Regions from separate parts of the Homo sapiens genome. Here all the other regions are linked to region 1. The links are chromatin loops, found by intact Hi-C in ENCODE. Cell type or tissue: ascending aorta. All regions are shown on one strand.

What was found. Peaks named below come from ENCODE experiments on the same cell type or tissue, not always from the same donor. Only the 100,000 strongest peaks of a DNase experiment are listed, where the experiment ranks them.
Region 2: it touches region 1 in a loop (5-fold over the local background); 6 of 110 quality-filtered maps call a loop at or near these places.
Region 3: a loop joins it to region 1, with 6 times the contacts of the local background. A loop is called at or near these places in 2 of 110 quality-filtered maps.

Annotation. Positions count from the first base shown.
Region 1 is chrX:119,234,160-119,239,159 of GRCh38, forward strand. PGRMC1 (progesterone receptor membrane component 1) reads left to right here and starts at 2,126. Exons shown (of 3, transcript NM_006667.5): 1 at 2,126-2,532. The coding sequence starts at 2,205. It also overlaps the pseudogene NUDT19P6. RefSeq lists silencers at 1,849-1,898, 1,929-2,188, 2,589-2,738. In ascending aorta, no CTCF peak of the experiment used is centred here; DNase peaks (open chromatin) are centred at 2,112, 2,719 and 3,202; H3K4me3 peaks cover 3,546 bases; H3K27ac peaks cover 3,245 bases.
Region 2 is chrX:118,854,602-118,859,601 of GRCh38, forward strand. LINC01285 (long intergenic non-protein coding RNA 1285) reads left to right here. Exons shown (of 7, transcript NR_110393.1): 6 at 863-954. Among named protein-coding and RNA genes, the nearest start is that of LINC01285, 18 kb to the left of the region's middle. In ascending aorta, no CTCF peak of the experiment used is centred here; no DNase peak of the experiment used is centred here; H3K27ac peaks cover 380 bases.
Region 3 is chrX:119,500,852-119,505,851 of GRCh38, forward strand. No RefSeq gene overlaps it. Among named protein-coding and RNA genes, the nearest start is that of SLC25A5-AS1, 34 kb to the left of the region's middle. RefSeq lists an enhancer at 80-159 and a silencer at 2,615-2,909. In ascending aorta, no CTCF peak of the experiment used is centred here; DNase peaks (open chromatin) are centred at 1,973 and 2,730; H3K27ac peaks cover 2,051 bases.

The DNA of each region.
Region 1 (5,000 bases):
TTGCTATTTCATGCTCCCACCAGCCTGATTCCCTTTCCCTAATTAGGACTCCAGAATGATGATATTTGAATGGCCTTTTAATGGTTTTGTCACAATTCAAGTGAATTAATTCGCCATTTTATTTGAAGTCGGACATTTAGGTTGTTTCCAGTTTTTCTGTATTAAAAATGAATCTCTGCTGAGCATCTTAGTAATGAAATATTTGTCTGCGTTTCTGTCTCCTTGGGATGGATTCCTGAAAATGGAATTACTAGGTCAAAGAGCAGATTTCTAGAAGTGGGATTAATGGATAGAAAATATTTTTATGGATAATAAAAGGTTATACCCAACAGCGTATGTGAGTCTCACCACTCTCTCGCCAATAGTGTGTTATCCTTTTTTTTTTCCCTTTTATCTTTCCTGTAGAAAAGTAGTAGGTGACAGCGGCATCTCCATGCTTTTCTTTTTGTTACTAATGAGACTGAACATTTTTCATATGCTTATTCACCACTGGCATGCTCTCTTTTGTGAACTACCTGTTCCTATTTTTTCCCATTTATTGACTAGAATCTTATACATTTTCTTATCAATCCAAATGATCTCTCAAATAAATATTAACCCTTTGTCATATTAGTTGCAAATGAAAATATTTTATAAGTTTATTAGCTTTCTAAATTTTCTTGGCCATACATGTTAAAAGAGATAGATTCTAACTATAGACAAGTGCCCTCAGTTTGAGCCTGTTTCTCCATGATTAAATTGAAGAGTTTTGACAAAAGATTTGGAGGGGCTGTTTCAGCTAATCCCAAATTTAGCTCTGAGAAAAATGCCTGGGCCCGATACAAAGATTGTTTGGCTCATTGCACTTTATAATGATTTAAGAAGATGTGGGGGGCAGGGATGGAAGCAGTTTTTGCCAGAAATTTTTAGAATTCTGAGGTAGGAAGCCAATCTTTACTCAAGTCTCTTGCGTGTTGGGAGGAGGAGTAAGTTATGTGCAAGCCAACAGAACACTTGGTGGAAAAGTACTGCTCTGGGCTGCAGATGTGTGCACGGCTTGGTTTTAATTATTTGTTTCCCTCTCTATCCTTTCTTCTCCTCCCCTCCCCCCGCCACCAGAAAAAGGGCCAGATTAGGACGAGGCAACCCCTTCCTCCGTGGAGGTCTGCTTCTGTGCAGCCTGTTAGCACATCAAAGGCCGGATGAAATACCTAGGAAAGGAAGGGACCAGGCCTAGGATCCTTCCAAACTCCCGCCTTTGTCTGGGCTCCAGCTCAGGGTTATTGTGACTGCCAAGGGTAGCCTGACAGACTCCAAATAGAAGAACGCTGCCAAACAAAGAAACTTTCACATTATTCTGAGGGGGGAAAAAAGAGCAACAAGAGAACGTTGCTTGTTAATGCCTGGTGACTGAGCAAATCAGTAATTGCAAAAGGGTTTTTCGGAGAACAAACCCAAAGTTAACTGGGCGATCAGATTCGTTTCCCCAGATAATAGGGAGAGTTGTGCACTGACTTTAGCAATCCCGGGGGTGTCGGTCCCACAGCATCTGGGGGAGAATTGGGGAAGGGCCATCAAGGAGAGCGAATGGGGGTTCCCAAGGTGAAAATGAGTCGTGTAGGGCTCTAACATAGAAAATGGAGTTCGAAGAATGAGTTTCCTGTCTCCTAAGACAGCTTGGAGGGCCCGGGAACGGCAGGGGGAAGATGAGGGGCTTCAGAATGGGAGGCAGGGAAAAGCCTGCAGCAACAGAAAGGGAGTCGGTGTCTGGCGCGCATCAGGTGGCGGAGGGGCGCTCGCACAGAGCCCGGCAATGCCGAGGCCCTCCCAACGGGTCGGTCTGCGAGGAGCAAAAAAGGGGTTCAGAGGAGGGCAGCGCGTGCGTCGCGCTCAGCTATAGGATGGCGCGAGGATGGCGTGAGGCTGGGCTGGGGCCTCCCAGGTAGAACTGAGGGGGGCACCGCGCGGCCGCGGGGGAGCGGCGCCGGACTCTAGAGGCTTTGGAGGGGGCCTGAGGGCTGCGGGGCGGGACCGAGCAGGGCGGGGCGCTTAGGTGGCCTCGGGGGAGGCGGGGCTTGGAGGCTCCGCCCCTCAGGCCCCGCCTCCTCCCCGGCTAGTCTTTGGCCGCCGCCGAACCCCGCGCGCCACTCGCTCGCTCAGAGGGAGGAGAAAGTGGCGAGTTCCGGATCCCTGCCTAGCGCGGCCCAACCTTTACTCCAGAGATCATGGCTGCCGAGGATGTGGTGGCGACTGGCGCCGACCCAAGCGATCTGGAGAGCGGCGGGCTGCTGCATGAGATTTTCACGTCGCCGCTCAACCTGCTGCTGCTTGGCCTCTGCATCTTCCTGCTCTACAAGATCGTGCGCGGGGACCAGCCGGCGGCCAGCGGCGACAGCGACGACGACGAGCCGCCCCCTCTGCCCCGCCTCAAGCGGCGCGACTTCACCCCCGCCGAGCTGCGGCGCTTCGACGGCGTCCAGGACCCGCGCATACTCATGGCCATCAACGGCAAGGTGTTCGATGTGACCAAAGGCCGCAAATTCTACGGGCCCGGTACGCGGCCGGCGAGGGGGGCTTGGAGACAAAAGAAGGGGGCCCCGGCACGGGGCTGGGCGGGAGAGAGGCGAGGCGGGAGCGGGGCGCCCCTGAGTGGAGGGAGGAATGGCGGCGAGCTAGGGTAGGCGGGTAGGCGGGCAGGCGGAGAGCCGGGAGGCTCCCGGGGCGGGCAGGGAACAAGAGGCGCTCTAGAGGGGCTGCGGGCCAGTCAGGGACGCGGATCCCCGGCCCGCGCTGACAGCGCTGGGAGGGGGTTAGAGAAAGAAGGCTGAGGCGCTTAAGCCGGGGGTGGGTGGGACCACGAAGCTCGAAGGCGTTGAGGGGGGACACATCAAAGCCCAGGCTGTTGGGGTAGTTTTCGAAGGTCCTGGGCTTGGGGATTCCTGGAAGGAGGAGGGGGTAGTGTCGGGTTCTAGGAAGGAAATGAGGGTGTTCCGAGGGAGGCATGGGGGAGGGCGAGAGTGAGAAAAGGTCCAGACCTAGAGAAGACGGGAAGGCCAATGACACCGGGAGTAGGTTTGAAATATGAGGGTGTGGGAGAAAACGCCGAGACGGGATTAGCAGCAGGTAAAAGCTTTGTGCCCGGTGGATAGTGATGTGTGTGTGCACTCGTGGTGTGTGCATGCGCGGTGTGTGCGTGTTTAGTGTATGTGATTTATCAGGGGTGTGTGTGTGTGGTGTGTGCATGCGCGCTTGAAATGGGTCATGCGTCAGGTATGTGTGTGGCATGTGTTTGGTCTGTGTGCGCTTGTGCTGTGTGTGGCAGATGGGGAAAGGCTGGAAGGTGAACAAGGAGGAAGGGGGCTGTTTGAGGGAGGAATAAAGGCTGAATATGGTGGACAATGGTAACGTGGCAAGCTTTTAAGGTAATATGGTATTTAGTCTATAGCAGGAGAGAAAGGATTAGAAGCCAAGAAAAATTAAAATGGAGGGAGGGAGAAGTGGGAGGATACCAAGAAACAAAAGGAGTAGAGCTAAGAAGACTGCTGGGTGGGGGGATATCAGGAAAAGCCAACCAGAGGGAAATGAAGAATGGATGACTGCTGCACTGCTGAGCTGTTGGAGAAGGCAGGCCTGATGGGTTCCTTAGAGGCGAGGTTTTTGCAAACCTGGTTGCGTATCAGAATCACCTGATGCATCTGAGGAAAAATACAGATTCCCAGTCTAACCGCCAGAGCTGCAAATGAGTCTCGGGTGGTCCGGGAGTCTGTATTTTAATATGCTTCCCAGGCGAATTTGAAAAGCAGCCAGGCTTGCAAAGTCCTGCTTTATAGAATACTTGGAGATGAGGAAGAAGAGGTTTTGGCTCCTCCAATATGGACTCCTCTAAACACAGGGAGCTTAGAGGATGTCCACATGGACGGTGCTCATTCCACACTGGCCTGAGAGAGGGAAGAGTACAGAAGGCAGTACACAAACTCAGGCATTCATTTTAGTCTCCCAGTCCAACTGATCAAAATCAGATGTGTTAAGGTTAAGGAGCTCAGTTTTTTCTTGCAGACATTTATTTATTATAAAAAATAAATTTTATTTATTTTTTAGAGACAGGGTCTCCCTCCTGTGTTGCCCAGGCTGGTCTCGAACTCCTGGGCGCAAGCAGTCCTTCCACCTCCATTTCCCAAAGTGCTGGGATTACAGGCATGAGCCACTGCACCGGGCCTGTGGATATTTTAGAATACCTGCTTTCTATAGGCATGTAACTGTCAAAATCATTTGAAAACCACATACATTATTTGTCACTTAGAGTAGCACACATAGTTGCTTTATCAATAAACATAATCATGTAAATACCTGTTAATATTGAGCTCAATATTAAAGGAGTGAAAACATGTGCATGAGGCATCATCATGACTGTAGTTTGCAGAGTCATTGAGAGGATGTCAGCCTGTGCACAGAGCACAAAACTGGGAGTCAGGCAACCTGCGTTCTAGTCCTGATTGGGTCATGACTAGCTGTGTGACCTTGTGCAAAGCATTGTTCTCTCAGAGCCTTAGTTTTCCCTCTGAAAAGTGATAAAGATGGCCTATTGTGAGATCTCTGTCTCTATCTTGCACTGTCATTCAGTGAGCCCATGACTACGTGACATCTTGGTAGAAAGTGATGCTTCATGTTGTAAAGGATTCCTAAAAATTAGTCATTCTAGTGCCTGTTAATTCTGTGCAAGGCACTGTTGTAGATGTGGGAATATAGCAGTGAGCAAAACAGACACAAATCTCTGCCTATGGAGCTTACGTTCTAGTGAATATATGTTGCACTGAATAATATGTATTTTTAAAAGACTTTTAATGTTCCCACTAGAGAACATTTAATTGTTTAAATGTTTAAATATTCTATGAGGTTTAAATATTCTATGTTTAAATATTCTATGAGGTTTGCTTGGTAAAGACTCACTCTACCAAGCCAATGACCATAATTTCTGAAATGGTAAGGTTCAAACCATTGCATTTGCCTATTCTCAAGCACTA
Region 2 (5,000 bases), 380 kb before region 1:
CTCTGTCTCAAAAAATAAAAATAAAAAAATAAATGAAATGTTGTGCTTCCTATCTTATGCTGGACCTGCTGGCTCACTGAGAGATAGAGAGGCAAATATTAGACATTTTGGAGACAGTGAATGAAGGATGTTCCTCTCCCTCCTATTCTAAACTTTAAAAGTACACTGAGCCAGGGCCTACAAGAAATTGAGATTTTTTTTTTTTTTTTGAGATGGAATCTTGCTATGTTGCCAAAGCTGGACTTGAATTTCAAACAATCCTCCTGCTTCAGCCTCCCAAGTAGCTGGGACTACAGGTGCTTGCCACTATCAGATGGCTTTGATAAACAGAAACTTAGTTGTGTCTCCTTTTTTGTTTTTTAATGGGAACCTAATATATGAGGGAGTTCTGTGTATAAAGGCTATAAACTAGCATTTGTGTCCAGTGCCATCAGTAAAATGGGAAGTAGCAGAAGGAGATGATAGGTACCTAGGAAGAGATTTCATGAGCTATTCAATAAATTTTGGATGCTTTTTGATATTTGGAAGATGTGTGTCCTTAGGAGAGATGGCCTCTACACTTGAAGTTACTAATTCATGGCAAACCATTCTCCTTCAAAGACAAAGTTTTGCTGAAGAGAGTCTTGGGAAACATGAAATCTGATCATCCTGGTAGAGTTTGTGTCTCTAAAAGGAACTATACATTGTGGGTGTGAGTAGCTTAATTTCTTGCACTAAAGTCTCTGGCACCCTAAATGAAACACTGCTTTGGTGCCTATATTAATCACGATAGGCTAGACCGATACAGTGACAAATAGCAGAGGTTTATTTGTTGCTCACATAATGTTTGATATAGACTGGTTGGTCCTCTTCTGTCTTGTAGCTATACCATCTGGAACAGATGACTTCCAAGGACACCGTAGCAAAGAAAAAGAGAACTGGAAGCCCATGTGCCTTAATCGCTTCATCCTAGAGGTAACACAGAACTTCTGCATACATTTCATTGGCAGGAACTAATCACCTAACCCCAATTTAACCACAAGGAAGACTGGGATATGTAGAGGCATAGCTAGTAGATTTCACGTCTATTAACAGTCTCTGCTATACCCCCTCAGTACCAACTGACCACTAACTTCCCACCCCACTCACCAGGAATGTATAGCTGCTGATGATTTTCGAATTCGGTAAGAGACTGGATTGTGAATATCAGACCACCTCTTCAGTCTAACAGACAGTGCTTGTTTTACCTAAGGTGAGGAGACAGCACAGGCAGTACTCACTTGTTTGTCAGTTACAGTCCTTTTCCTCTCCCTCTCTCATTACTCACCATGAAACACACATTGTCCCTTCTACTTCTGTCCCAAGCGTCACACTCATAAGAACATAAGAAGTGCCCCCAGATCAAACAAGAGTGCTTGAATAGAAAGTGAGATATTTCTTCTTTATAAGGTTGACCTTACAAGGCTGAGGCAGGCTATGCCTAATTATGTAGGGACCCTAATGTCTCATGGTTGTGTCAGCATAAATTAATTAATGATTAACCCTCTAACAAGGCTAAGTGAACAGAATTCCCCAGTGTCCTGAGAGAAGGAAAGTTAATGTGTTCTTTCTCCCAGGAGGAGGATAACCAGTGGAGCCTTTTCTGGATTTCTCACTAGAAGTAAAGACCAAATTTCCAGAAGGAACCTGAGAGATAAAAAGTGGTTGGCTGCTCCTGACCTGACTCATAGTGTTTAACTGAACCATACCACTAGTGTATACTAGTGTGTGTGTATGTACATGCATACACACATGCACACACACATTCACACACAATCCTATGGTATTTGGTGACTTTGGATGCCCAGCTCTTGCAACAATTTCCTGCTGTCATTCTTTTCCCTTTGAATCTCAGGGGTGAGCAAACTAAAGAAATACTATCATCTTACTGCTTTTAGTATATTCCATAGAAAAGGAGTGGCTGGAGTCAGTGTAGATCAACCCAAGCAGTACAAATCTGCCAGAATTGCAGCTCAGCTTCCTTACCTCCAGCATGTGTACCTTTCTGAAGGGTAGGCCCTTAAGCCAGACATAAGTAAGTTATCCACTCTGTGCATAACTGTCTGACTTGGCTTAGAAGCATGAAAGGGGCAGAAATGTAAGATGGGTAAAGAAGGGCTTCATCTGAAATAGGGCCATGATGATTAGCTCTCTCTTTCCTTCCTTTGGCTTCATTGCTGTATTCCATGTGGGTCTTGATATCTTGAAACTGGATGAGATACCCAAATAGTCAGTCCCTGAATATAAATCATTTCCTTGTACAGAATCACTGCCAAACTCAGTATGGTTAAAAGATTTTTAACACCCAGCTGCAGCATTCACTCTGGTTAGAATTGGCCATTTAAATTTATTTCACATATGTAAGTATCATATCCTTTATAATGCATTCTTAATTGTTGCTCAGTTCTTCCAGATTGAATTCCTTTAAAAAATTCCTTATGTAATCTTTTAATTCTAGTTGGAAAACATCACTTGACAGTTGCTGTTTATACAGGCATGCCTCGTTTTATTGTGCCTGGCTTTATTGTACTTTGCAGATACTGTGTTTTTCACAAATGGAAGGTTTGTGGCAACCCTGCGTTAAGCAAGTCTGTTGGCACCATTTTCTCGACAGCATGTGCTAACTTTGTCTCTGTCTCACATTTTGGTAATTCTCTCAATGTTTCAAACTTTTTCATTATGATTACATCTGTTATGTGGAGCTGTGATCAGTGATCTTTGATGTTAACATTGTAATTGTTTTGGGGTGCCACAACTGTGCCCAGATAAGACAGTGAACTTAATTGGTAAATGTTTTATGTGTTCAGACTGTTCCACTGACTAGCCCTTCTTCAAACTCTCTCACTCTCCTTGGGCCTCCCTATTCCCTGAAATACAACAATATTGATATTAAGCCAATTAATAACCCTACAATGATTTCCAAGTGTTTAAGTGAAAGGAAAGACATGTATGTTTCACCTTAAATCAAAAGCTAGAAATGGCCAGGCGTGGAGGCTCACGCCTGTAATCCCAGCACTTTGGGAGGCCAAGGCGGGCGGATCACAAGGTCAGGAGATCGAGACCATCCTGGCTAACACGGTGAAACCCTGTCTCTACTAAAAAATACAAAAAATTAGCCGGGCGTAGTGGCAGGCGCCTGTAGTCCCAGCTACATGGGAGGCTGAGGCAGGAGAATGGCGTGAACCTGGGAGGCGGAGCTTGCAGTGAGCCGAGATCGCGCCACTGCATTCCAGCCTGGGTGACAGAGCGAGACTCCATCTCAAAAAAAAAAAAAAAAAAAAAAAAAGCTAGAAATGACTAAGCTAAGCTAAGTGAGGAAGGCACGTCAAAAGCCCAGCGAGGCCTCTTGTGCCAGCCAGTTAGCCAAGTTGTGAATGCAAAGGAAAAGTTCTTGAAGGAAATTAAAGTGCCATTCCAATGAGCATGTGAATAAGAAAGCAAACAGCCTTATTGCCGATATGGAGAAAGTTTTAGTGATCTGGATAGAAGATCAAATGTTTTCTTAAGCCACGATATTCCCTTAAACCAAAGCCTGCCTAATCCAGAACTGGACCCTAACTCTCTTCAATTCTATGAAGGCTGAGAGAGATGAGGAAGCTGCAGAAGAAAAGTGTGAAGCTAGCAGAGGTTGGTTCATGAGGTTTAAGGAAAGAAGCTGTCTCCACAACACAAAAGTGCAAAGAGCAGCAAGTGCTGATGGAGAAGCTGCAGCAAGTTATCCAGAAGATTAACTAAGATCATTGATAAGAGTAGCTGCACTAAACAACAGATTTTCCATGTAGACAAAACAGCCTTATATTAGAAGAAGATGGCATCTAGGAATTTTTTTTTTTTTGAGATAGAGTCTCACTCTGTTGCCCAGGCTGGAGTACAGTGGGGCGGCCTCAGCTCACTGCAACCTCCGCCTCCTGGGTTCAGGTAATTCTCCCTGCGCCAGCCTCCCAAGTAGCTGGGATTACAGGCGCCCGCCACCATGCCCAGCTAATTTTTGTATTTTTTAGTAGAGATGGGGTTTCGCCATGTTGGTCAGGCTGGTCTTGAACTCCTGACCTTAAGTGATCTGCCTGCCTCGGCATCCCAAAGTGCTGGGATTACAGGCATGAGCCACCGTGCCCGGCCAGCATCTAGGATTTTAATAGCTGCAGAGGAGAAGTCAGTGCTTGGCTTCAAAGGTTCAAAGGACAGGTTGACTCTCTTGTTAGGAGCTAATGCAGCTGGTGACTTTAAATTGAAGCCAATATTCATTTATCATTCTGAAAATTCTAGGGTCCTTAAGAATTATGCCAAATTCTGCTTGTGTTCTCTAAATGGAACAACAAAGCCTGAATGACAGCACATCTGTTTACAGCATGGTTTTCTGAACATGTTAAGCCCACTGTTGAGACCTACTGCTCAGAAAAAAAGGTTCCTTTCAAAATATTACTGCTCATTAACAATGCACTTAGTCACCCAAGAGCTCTGATGGCTATGTACAAGGAGATTAATGTTGTTTTCATGTCTGCTAACACAACATACATTCTGTAGCAGATGGATTAAGGAGTAATTTAGACCTTCAAGTCCTATTTTTTTAAAAAATACATTTTATAAGGCTGCAATGGAGCTATTCCTTTGATAGATCTGGGCAAAGGAAATTGAAAACCTTCTGGAAAGGATTCACCATTCTAAATGACATTAAGAACACTCATGGTTAATAGGAGGAGGTCAAAATACCAACGTGGACTGTAATCCCAGCATTTTGGGAGGCCAAGGCGGGTGGATCACTTGAGGTCAGGAGTTCAAGACCAGCCTGGCCAACATGCTGAAATCCTGTCTCTACTAAAAATATAAAACATTAGCCGGGTGTGGTGGTGGGCGCTTGTAATCCCAGTTACTTGGGAGGCTGAGGCAGGAGAATCTCTTGAACCCAGAAGGTGGAGGTTGCAGTGAGCCGAGATTGTGCCACTGCACTCCAGCCTGGGCAACGGAGTGAGACTCCATCTCAA
Region 3 (5,000 bases), 270 kb after region 1:
AGTGGGAGAATGGGAGCCCTTTTTCAACCCCACCCCCAAATTTCCTCTTGCCAGTTTCTTTCTCCCTCCTGGAAGGAAGCCTGGACACCACATTCTGGGAGATCATAACTCTCCCCCTGAGAGCTATTTGCTGGCTCTCCCCACAGAAAGACCTTGGGAGGGAAGCACAGTCACCTGTCATGGCAGGAGCTGGCAAGCTGAGACCTCTCCCTTCCACTGGCCCTGCCTTCTTCAGGGCCAGGCTTCCTCATGGGCTGTCCCTTCAGAACCCAGCCCACACCTTTTCAGGAAGCCACTCCCCACAAATCCCCTCTGGTCCTATGGACATGCGCATTACCCTTCTCTGGGCCTTCCCCTGACTTCCTCATTGGTGTCAATTTTTTTTTTTTTTTTTGAGACGGAGTGTTGCTCTTGTTGCCCAGCCTGGAGTGCAGTGGCGCGATCTCGGCTCACTGCAACCTCCACTTCCCAGGTTCAAGCAATTCTCCTGCCTCAGCCTCCTGAGTAGCTGGGATTACAGGCATGTGCCACAATGCCCAGCTAATTTTGTATTTTTAGTAGAGATGGGGTTTCACCATGTTGGTCAGACTGGTCTCAAACTCCTGACCTCAGGTATTCCGCCCGCTTTGGCCTCCCAAAGTGCTGGGATTACAGGCATGAGCCACCGCGCCCAGCCTCAAAACTTTCTTCTCAGTTCACATTCCTTCCTTTCTGCCAATGCCAGTAGGGTGAATCAGATAACCTAGAGTGGTGAGCTAGCTAATATGGCAGTGCTGTCCCCAGAAACTACTGGAATAAGGGGGAACATCAGGCACCTACAACCTGGAGAGAAAGACTTGTCAGGCAGGTCTGCTTCCTGCTGCCTTGGGCACTTCCTTCGGGACTGGTTTGTTGAGAGGGTTGAGAATGGATTGGAGGGGGGGGTGGGGATAGTGGGGGAACTAGAGGCAGGAAAGCTCATCAGGAGGCCTTGCTGCACTTCCACATAGATGGGGGCCTGACCTGAAGTAGTGACCGTGCATGGAGAGCGAGGTTGTTGAAGTGAAAACGTGAAGGCTAGAACAGGCCTGACTTGATGACTAGGCCTATGGGAGTGTGAGACGAGGGTGTGCCCAGATTTCCTGCTTGGCCAGGTAGGTGAGTGGCAGTGCCACTTATTGAGAAAGGGATCATCAGGCAGGACAAACTGTGAGTTTGAGGGGGAAGGAAAGGATGACAAGTTGTGTTGGGTAGATTCAATTTGAGTTGCCTATAGGATGTGTAAGTGGGGCTGTCCAGGAGGCACTTGGATGGGAGTGTGTGTGTTTCGAGCACAGAAGCAAAGTCTAGTCTGGAAACAAGAGTATTAATTTTCTCTCTCTCACTGTTTCTCTCTCCTTCACACACACACACACGTGTGCGCGCGCACACACACACACACGTGCAAACACCAGAACTTTCAAAGCTAGGTGCACTCACAGGGTCATTAAGCCCAGGACATGTTGACAAGGGTGTGGAGGTGTCATCCTCGGGGACATGCAGGGAGGGTTCCTGGACAGTGATTTTTACATCGCCTCCTTAATTGTCCATAACCATAACCATGATCCATAGCCATAAGGACAATAGGAATTGTGGTCCCCCAGAGATTTTTTTCCTACTGAAACTCCATAGTCACACCTCTTTGCAGACTTTATGGCAGGCCTTCCCTTTTTTCCAAACCCCTGTGAATAGTGTCAGACAGCATCTGCGGGAGGATGTGTGTGAATGCTGGGATGCAGGGGGCATGGCAGGGAGTGGAGCACTTGTAATTCTGTTGATGTTGGAGCCCTCCCCTTTCAGAGTGCATTGAGTCCTTAGTGTGTGCCCCCTCGCCCCGATCAATTCCCAATCCCTGTGTTGCAGAGAGGGCAGCACCACCTTCTCAGCCGCACAGGATATTCTCAGGCTGATGCCAAGAGCAAATCACTCCCAGCCAGCACACTTCTGCCAGCCTTGGTAGGCACAGCGTGTAGCAGTGCGCATGTGGGTGGGGACAGAGGTGACTTTTCTCATAGACTGGGAGAAAAAAAAAGGCATCTGAACTTCCTGGTTACAGAACATCCGGCTAGTAGAAACCTTTGTGTGTTTGTACGTGTCGGGCAGGGGGGGATTAGTGAGGTTCCCCTCCCCTCTAGTGTTAGCAATAATGAAGGACACTCTTTGTACAAGACGTCAAGATGAGAGCTTCCACACAGGACTCCACACTGTGCTTCTGTTTCACCAGGAAGAAATCTTGAATGTCAGCCAGGCTTGTACTCATCAATTCATTCAGCCAGTCTCTGAGGGCTGGTCCTTCTACTGAGTGCTGGCTAGGGTGGGGCTGAGGACTGTGCCCCTGGAGAGCTGCCAGCCTAGGTGCAAACACAGAACCTTCATTCATGCAGTGACATCACAGCAGCCCATCACAACACTGCCCCAACTGCATCAGAGCAGTTGCACCTGATAGGTTTCCCAGGGGTTACCTGAGGAGCAAAGCCAAGTGCGTGTGGCCCAAAGTAGACAGCATATAGGGCCTGCACGCTGAGGACTGCCCCAAATGCTGGCCCAGCTTTTTCCACCAGGGAGGGTCAGATTCCAAAGCCGACAGCCACTCAGCACGAGGCCCAGACCCAAATTCCACTGCCAGCCACTTCTACTGCTGAAAAGGAAATAGGGCCGAAAATGTAGACTTCAAGGGCAAACACTGGATCACCCTTGGGAGTAGCTTCCAGAGCTCTGAGTAACATCCTGGAGGCAGAAGAGAAATGTTTGCCCTGCCCCCCAGCCCACAGTCTCCAGCATCACCAGCCTTTCTGGAAAGCCTTCCGAAGTCAATTTCAGCCCAGCCAGGAGCAGGGCCAAGTTGACAGAGGGCTGAGCCAGAGCTCCCCTGCACTCACACCTTGATCTTTCTCTTCCTCTTAGACTTGAGTGCTTGCCAGGTGTGCATTCCAGAGTCAATGCAAGTGTCCCTGGCTCTCTTCCACCCCTTCCCAGGCAAAAAGAGGCCACCCACCCATGGAAAAGCCACTGTTGTCAATCTGTCGCCAGAACTCTCGCTCAAGGTGGCAGTGAGGCTTTGGTGCCAGCTAGGGTTTGCTTTGGAATCCAGGAGCTCCCATCAAAGGCGGTGGGCTATGGGGTCCTGAATGAATGGCAAAGGGGCATGGGAGTAGGGATGAGGGTCATTCAGGACTTGGAAATATAGTTGGCCCCGGGTATGTGCTGGAGCTGGCTCCCTCTGGCCCATGAGAGCCAGATGCTATATTTTCAGAAGTTTTGTGAGTCAGTCATTAAGCATAGCACTTATTTTAAAATATATAAAATTACAATTAAATAAATTATATTAAAAACTAAGGTAATCAATGTCCCAAAACTCATCATCTCCTAATCATTTTACTTTTTTTTTTTTTTTTTGAGATGGAGTTTCGCTCTTGTTGCCAGGCTGAAGTGCAATGGCACGATCTCAGCTCACCGCAACCTCTGCCTCCCGGGTTCAAGCGATTCTCCTGCCTTAGCTTTCCAAGTAGCTGGGATTACAGGCATGTGCCACCACGCCCGGCTAATTTTTTGTAGTTTTAGTAGAGACGGGGTTTCTCCATGTTGGTCTGGCTGATCTCGAACTCCCAACCTCAGGTGATCCACCCGCCTCGGCCTCCCAAAGTGCTGAGATTACAGGCGTGAGCCACCGCACCCGGCCTTCATTTTACTATTACCTGTGCTCTTCAGATGATTTATGTCTACAGTATCTGTAGAGTTGAAATACTGTATAATAGTGTGCAATTGTGTCTCTTCCCAACATCACATTGAAGTTAACTGCTTGAAATCAGCCACAGTGGGAACACTTACAACTCAGAAATCAGCAAATGCTATAAATCAGGCTTGATCTATTCTTTTGTTGTCTATCTAGAGGAAAGAAAGCAATAGAAACAATGTTAATAATGCAGATAAAACTCAAAGGTGTGCCATATCTATAGCTGTTAGATTGTGAATAATACCAAAAAATGAGAAAATAGTCTTCCAGAGTTTGAAAACCACTAACCTATTCAGCAAGGAAATCAGCCAGGCACGGTGTCTCACACCTGTAATCCCAGCACTTTGGGAGGCTGAGGCTGGCAGATCACTTGAGGCCAGGAGTTCAAGACCAGTCTGGCCAACATGGCCAAACCCTGTCTCTACTAAAAATACAAAAATTAGCCAGGCGTGGTGCTGTGCGCCTGTAATCCCAGCTACTCAGGACGCTGAGGCACGAGAATCACCTGAACCCGGGAGGCAGAGGTTGCAGTGAGCCAAGATCACACTCCTGCACTCCAGCCTGGGCAAACAGAGTGAGACTCCATTTAAAAAAAAAAAAAAAAAAAGAAATCACTCACATTGTGGACAAATGAATGCAGTTCTGACATCATTGTTTCTCACTTAAATGAAAATATCAACCAACATGCACGTCAGAACTACATTTGTTCGGCCGGGCGTGGCGGCTCATGCTTGTAATCCCAGCATTTTGGGAGGCCGAGGCGGGTGGATTATTTGAGGTCAGGAGTTCGAGACTGGGCTGGCCAACATGGTGAAACTTTGTCTCTACTAAACATACAAAAAATTAGCTGGGCATGGTGGTGCACCCCTGTAATCCCAGCTACTCGGGAGGCTGAGGCACGAGAATTGCTTGAACCTGGGAGGCAGAGGTTGCAGTGAGCTGAGATCATGCTACTGCACTCCAGCCTGGGCGACAGAGTGAGACTCTGTCTCAAAATAATAGTAAAGTTCTAGGTAACAGTAGATTAAATGTTTATTTAATCCATTCATCCAACTAATATTTATTGAGCATCTACTATGTTTACTGAGTGTTGATTAGGTGCCGACCTGTAATATCAGCTACTCGGGAGGCTGAGGCAGGAGAATTACTTGAACCCAGGAGGCGGAGGTTGCAGTGAGCCGAGATCGTGCCACTGCACTCCAGCCTGGGCAACAAGAGCAAAACTCTGTCTCAAAAAAAAAAAAAAAAA